Regions from separate parts of the Homo sapiens genome. Here region 2 is linked to region 1. Evidence: chromatin loops called from intact Hi-C (ENCODE). Cell type or tissue: dorsolateral prefrontal cortex. All regions are shown on one strand. Each heading gives the region's core, and the rest is flanking DNA. Links, peaks and the distances in the headings are about the cores only.

The links. A loop is a pair of places that touch in the nucleus more often than their neighbours do. Peaks named below come from ENCODE experiments on the same cell type or tissue, not always from the same donor. Only the 100,000 strongest peaks of a DNase experiment are listed, where the experiment ranks them.
Region 2: a loop joins it to region 1, with 2.0 times the contacts of the local background. A loop is called at or near these places in 4 of 110 quality-filtered maps.

The regions. Positions count from the first base shown.
Region 1 is chr14:71,463,660-71,466,576 of GRCh38, reverse strand. The region is part of intron 2 of SIPA1L1 (signal induced proliferation associated 1 like 1); the gene reads right to left. Among named protein-coding and RNA genes, the nearest start is that of SNORD56B, 67 kb to the right of the region's middle. In dorsolateral prefrontal cortex, for the core only: no CTCF peak of the experiment used is centred there; no DNase peak of the experiment used is centred there; H3K27ac peaks cover 393 bases.
Region 2 is chr14:71,538,580-71,541,496 of GRCh38, reverse strand. All of the region lies in intron 4 of SIPA1L1 (signal induced proliferation associated 1 like 1), which reads right to left. Among named protein-coding and RNA genes, the nearest start is that of SNORD56B, 140 kb to the right of the region's middle. In dorsolateral prefrontal cortex, for the core only: no CTCF peak of the experiment used is centred there; a DNase peak (open chromatin) is centred at 1,516; H3K4me3 peaks cover 1,124 bases; H3K27ac peaks cover 2,500 bases.

The DNA of each region.
Region 1 (2,917 bases), core at 325-2,824:
ATGGCTCTATTAATGCCTGTTGTTTATCTACACAAATACAGAGCAGCCTGGGAACTGTCCTAGTTTCTTTGAGAGTTATCAACTGAAGCTAATGTTTCCTTAGAGAACTCCACTTTGAAAGGGTACTATGAACCTGGCCAGTTTTCATTGCTGTTTAGACAGACACAAGCACAATTTGCAGTGTGGGCAACACCACCTCTTAGATGCAATCCGCCTGTCTTCAAGTGAGTCTCCCAGTAGTCCTCACTGTGTTCGTTTGCTCTGCCAAAAATAAACAACAGCCTCTCCCCTAGTAAACAGCAGGTAGGAATGGGTTTAATCATAAATTCTAGTGGATGGCAGTCCAGTAACAAAGCAGAGCTCTCTTTGGTGGTAGCATTAGCTTCTTTCTGCCCTGCTCAAAACACCCCTAAAGTACACTGACTTGGACATGATCTCATTCAATATATGAAGCCCTGTGATGGTTAATACTGAGTGTCAACTTGATTGGATTGAAGGATGTGAAGTATTGATCCTGGGTGTGTCTGTGAGGGTGCTGCCAAAAAAGATTAACATTTGAGTCAGTGGGCTACGGAAGGCAGGCCCACCTTTAATCTGGTGGGCACAATCTAATCAGCTGTCAGTGAATATAAGCAGGCAGAAGAATGTGAAAAGGCGAGACTGGCCTAGCCTCCCAGCCTACATCTTTCTCCCATGCTGGATGCTTCCTGCCCTTGAACTTTGGACTCCAACTTCTTCAGTTTTGGGACTCGGACTGGCTCTCCTTGCTCCTCAAGCTTGCAGACAGCCTATTGTGGAAACTTGTGATCGTGTAAGTTAATACTTAATAAACTCCCCTTAGTTCTGTCCCTCTAGAGAACCCTAATACAGATTTTGGTACCAAGAGTGGTTCTAAAGAAACAGAATGTTAAGGATGGAGTTCTTTCATTGGTTTCGGGGTTTCTGGAGTTGGCTGCTTAATAAGAAAATGCTAAGGACTCTACTTCTAATAGTACAGATAACACTGAGAGTCCTTGGCACGAACTGTTTAGAGTTATGCAAAATAAATGCATTTGACACTACTGATTCACCACTGTGAGCAGCAAGGAGTTTGGTGACTACATAATACCATATGTGGAGAACCAAGGAACATAATGAAGCTGGTTGGTTGCTCCTAAGTTCAGTGGACAAAGTGATGAAGGAAAATGATGAATTCAGGGATTCTGTCTCCTGGCTTCAGAAGCACATACTGAGCCTCAAATCTGCTAAGATTGCCCTGAGTGAGAGTCTTATCTGCTGTAGAGAAAGAGCTGAAATTGTGGAAAACAGACACAAGCTCTTATCATGTAAATGGCTGACCTGCAACAAAAGTTGCATACACATCCTCATCAGGTGTCTACCATTACAGTCAGGGCACTGATTGGAAAAGAATGGGACCCTGCAACTTGGAATGGGGACACTAAGTTTGTGAACTCTGAGGAAGCTTTTTTGCCAGAAGCAACAGCTTCCCCATCTCCAGTAGCGGCAACATCCCCACCTGGACCCATGCTGCCATCAGCCTTTCCACCCTTGTCTGAGGAGATAAACCCTGAGTGGCCTGAGGCAACAGTGATAGCCTCCCCTAAGGCAGTTGCCAGGAAAAATAATGTTGATTCTCCTCAGGAGTCACCCTCAACACCCCTGTTTGCTTCTAGACCTATAACTAAAGTCCCGGCGGGCCCCTAGAAGTGAGGTTGAGAGTGTGACCCATGACGGGGTGCGCTACACTTGAAAAGAACTGTTTTGAGTTTTCTAATTTATATCAACAGAAATCTGGAGAACAGCCATGGGAATGGATATTAAGAGTAAGGAATAATAGTGGAAGGAACATAGAGTTGGATCAAGCCGAATTTAATGAATTGGGCCCACTAAGTAGGGACTCTGTTTGTTTTTTTTGTTTTGTTTTGTTTTGTTTTTTGAGATGGAGTCTCCCTCTGTCACCCAGGCTGGAGTGCAGTGGCATGATTTGGGCTCACTGCAACCTCCGCCTCCTGGGTTCAAGAGATTCTCCTGCCTTAGCCTCCTAAGTAGCTGGGATTCCAGACGTGTGCCACCAGGCCGGGCTAATTTTTGTATTTTTAGAAGAGACAGGGTCTCATCATGTTGGTCAGGCTGGTCTCGAAGTCCTGATCTTGTGATCCGCCCACCTCGGCGACCCAAAGTGCTGGGATTACAGGCGTGAGCTGCCATGCCTGGCCGGGACTCTGCTTTTAATGTTGCAGCTCGGGGAGTTAAGAAAGGTTCTAATAGTTTATTTGCTTGGTTACCTGAAATATGGATTAAAAGGTGGCCCACTGTGAGCAACCTGGAAATGCCTGATCTCCCTTGGTTTGATGTAGAGGAAGGGATCCAAAAGCTTAAGGAGATTGGGGTGGTGGAGTGGATTAGTCCCTTTAGACCTACTCATCACAGCTGGGAAGGTCCAGAAGATATACCCTTGACCAATGCCTTGTGAAACAGATTGCTGAGGGCAGCACCTGCATCTGTGAAAAGCACTGTAATTGCTCTTCTCTGTATGTCAGATCTCATGGTGGGAAGCACAGTCACTCAACTACTAAATTTAACTACAATGGGAATAATTGGATTGCAAAGTTGCAGGGGCCAACTAAGTGGCAGCACTCAACCATCAAAGGCAAGTGGGCATAGCTACCACAATGGGCAGCAGAGGCAAAGTGGCAATCAGAATAATCTGACTCCTGTAGAGCTCTGGCATTTGCTAATTAATCATGGTGTTCCTAGAAGTGAAACTGATAGGAAGCCTAATGCATTTCTACTTAATTTATATCAGCAGAAAACTTCTAGGTCAAATGGACAAAATACTAAGTTGAATTCTAAAAATAGAGAATCATGGCCCCTCAATCAATTTCCGGACTTGAGCCAGTTTACAGATCCAGAACCC
Region 2 (2,917 bases), core at 114-2,613, 75 kb before region 1:
TGAGCTGCCGCTTCTGGCTGAGATTAACTTTTATAGAAAGAAACATGCACTGGCCCATCTGTTTCCTGCTCTTTGAATGACTTGTTTTGCTACTTTTAACAAGTAACTATGCATTTGGGTCTTTATTTACTTATCCTTAAAGAGGAATTGTTATAGATATAATAAACATTAGAATCCTTACATTAGTCAATTATTCTAAAAATGAAACATGCCCTCTTGGTTAATGTACTCATCCATAGGCAGAACTTAACATTTAATAAATGATCCAATAAAGGAACTAACTTAACCTCACATGGAGCAGCAAATTATTCTCACCAGAAGGAGAGAGAAAAAATTATCTTCCATATAGCATAAATAAGTTCTTCTTCTTTTTTTTTTTAAAGATGGAGTTTCGCTCTGTCACCCAGGCTGGAGAATCTTGGCTCACTGCAACCTCCACCTCCCGAGTTCAAGCAATTCTCCTGCTTCAGCCTCCTGAGTAGCTGAGACTACAGGTGTGTGCCACCACGTCTGGCTAATTTTTTTTCTTTTTAGTAGAGTTGGGGTTTCACCATGTTGGCCAGGCTGGTCTCAAACTCCTGACCTCAGGCAATCCGCCTACTTGGACCTCCCAAAGTGCTGGGATTACAGGCCTGAGCCACCCTGCCCAGCCAGCATGAATAAGTTCTGATTAATGCGTTACAGCTTGGCTTTCTTTTCACTGTATATTTGAGTACTTTTTTAAAACACTACATGATTTTGCCCTAATTTCAAACAATGTCATGTCTAAATAACCATCTCTCTTGGAGGAGGAAAATTCTGTTCTAACAAGAGTCAGAATGTTTTCAGCAGTGAAACTGCTTCCCTTGTCACTGTATTCTTTTTCTCATTCAGCAAAGACATCACTTCCAAGACAAATGACACAACCTTTTTTTTGTTTGTCCTAGCTATAACACAGCACTTTTTATTTAGTTTTAAAATTTTTTAAATTTTATTTTTCGTAGAGATGCGGTCTTGCTATATTGCCCAGGCTGCTCTTGAGCTCCTGGCTTCAAACAATTCTCCCACCTCAGCCTCCCAAGGTGCTGGGATTACAGACATGAGCCACCACCAGGCTTAGCTGTACTTTAAAAAATCCAAAATTCCTAAAAACAAATTCTGTGAATCAGTTCTATCAGCCTTTGATGGTATTTTGATTTCAGTATGCACTGGAAATGAAGGAATGGACATGAATTCAGAAATGTCCCTCTAATCATGCAGTCTCACAACAGAGGCAGGATCAGCCCCGCTCTTCCCCTCAGAGGAACTAGCTGCTGACAGCAAGTGATTAGTGTTCTGAAACAATTCCAAGGGGCTTGTCAATGTAAACTATCGGCTGCTATAAGAAATGTCAAATCTCCATGATAAGGTATTTTTAGAGCTCCCCACCAGAGTCAACACAGGTTTACTATAAAATGCGAGAGAGCATTTCTGATGAGGAGTTGCTGCCAGTGCCGAAGCATTTCTCAGCCTGCTTCCAAATGTGGATGGCATCGTCCCACTGGATGAGGCGCCTGCTCAGATAATGTCTTGCACAGAGGCAGGCAGCTTCTCTTCACCCTTAGGGTGTTGCTGACAATATAGACAATAGTTCTGCTTTCTAGCTACAGTAATAGATTTAATTACTTGGCTATTTTGGGAGATCGAGGAAGGAAATGCCCCCCTCCCCAACTCTTCCTGCACATTATATTTCCTGTAGTCCAGGTCACACATCTCTCCATGGGAAGAGCTCTTCAAATCAACATATACAAATTGAAAAGCCTGAGGGCAATGAGTTAAATCACAAAACAAAAAGCATTATTCTATATAAAAGCTCGACAAAGGCTACAAAATCCATCTGTCAGAGAAACAGTCCTCTCTGAATAAGAAGTTAGATTCAGACTCTCTGGTCAGTTATTTCTCATGTGGCCAAGAACTTCATGGTCACTGCCAAAAGAAATTTACTGCCATACATAAAGGGCAGTGATTCTTCAACTTCTAAATATTATGAAATACCAGCAACTCATTTTAATGCAATATATGTCATATTTGTTCAATGTGCAAATAGTTTTCCATTGGAAAAGTTCCAAGCTGGCCTAATCGAGAAGTAGCTATTCTCTGGAAACAGTATTGTCAAAAGCAGCCATTTCACCAATGGAGATCATGTAGTGAATAGAGAATATTTACACTAGGCCACACAAGCAAAGAGTAATATAGTAAAGACAATATTCTCCTCCATTTCTGACACTTCTACAGCTTATGAGAGAGTGTTTTTATATTCATTATCTCATTTTGGAAAACGGGCCAAGGAGCAGGAAGGACTGTAGAGAGCATCCTTGAATGGAGTGTGCACTGACTGTCCTCCAAACAGACCACATGGCTTTATAAAGGTCACAGGAAAAACAATGCGGCTCTCTGCTCTTGGAGGAAAAAACGAAGGAAATCAAAATGAGTGCATCTTCCCTTGTGCTGAAAAACAGTTGAGAAATACTAAGAAGCTACTTTGTAGACCACTGTGTTCTCCCAGATTTGAAAGCAACCCTGTATGACTGCAGTTAATGATGTGCACATTTAATAAACACCATCAAAACAAACAAACAAAAAACAGTCTGAAGAACAGACTGTAACTACTTAAGAAATCAGATTTTCTTTGTTTCTTTCTCTCCTTTTTCCTTTCTTCAGTCATTTATCAAGCACTGCAACAGAAATGGGACTACTTTGCCGTCTTGTATCCAGCAAACACCAGAAAACAGACACAAACTCCAAAAAGCACCATGACCCTGCATTTATCAAGCACTGCAACAGAAATGGGACTACTTTGCCGTCTTGTATCCAGCAAACACCAGAAAACAGACACAAACTCCAAAAAGCACCATGACCCTGCCGCTATTACAACCTTAGGAAGACAGTGAACTTGACA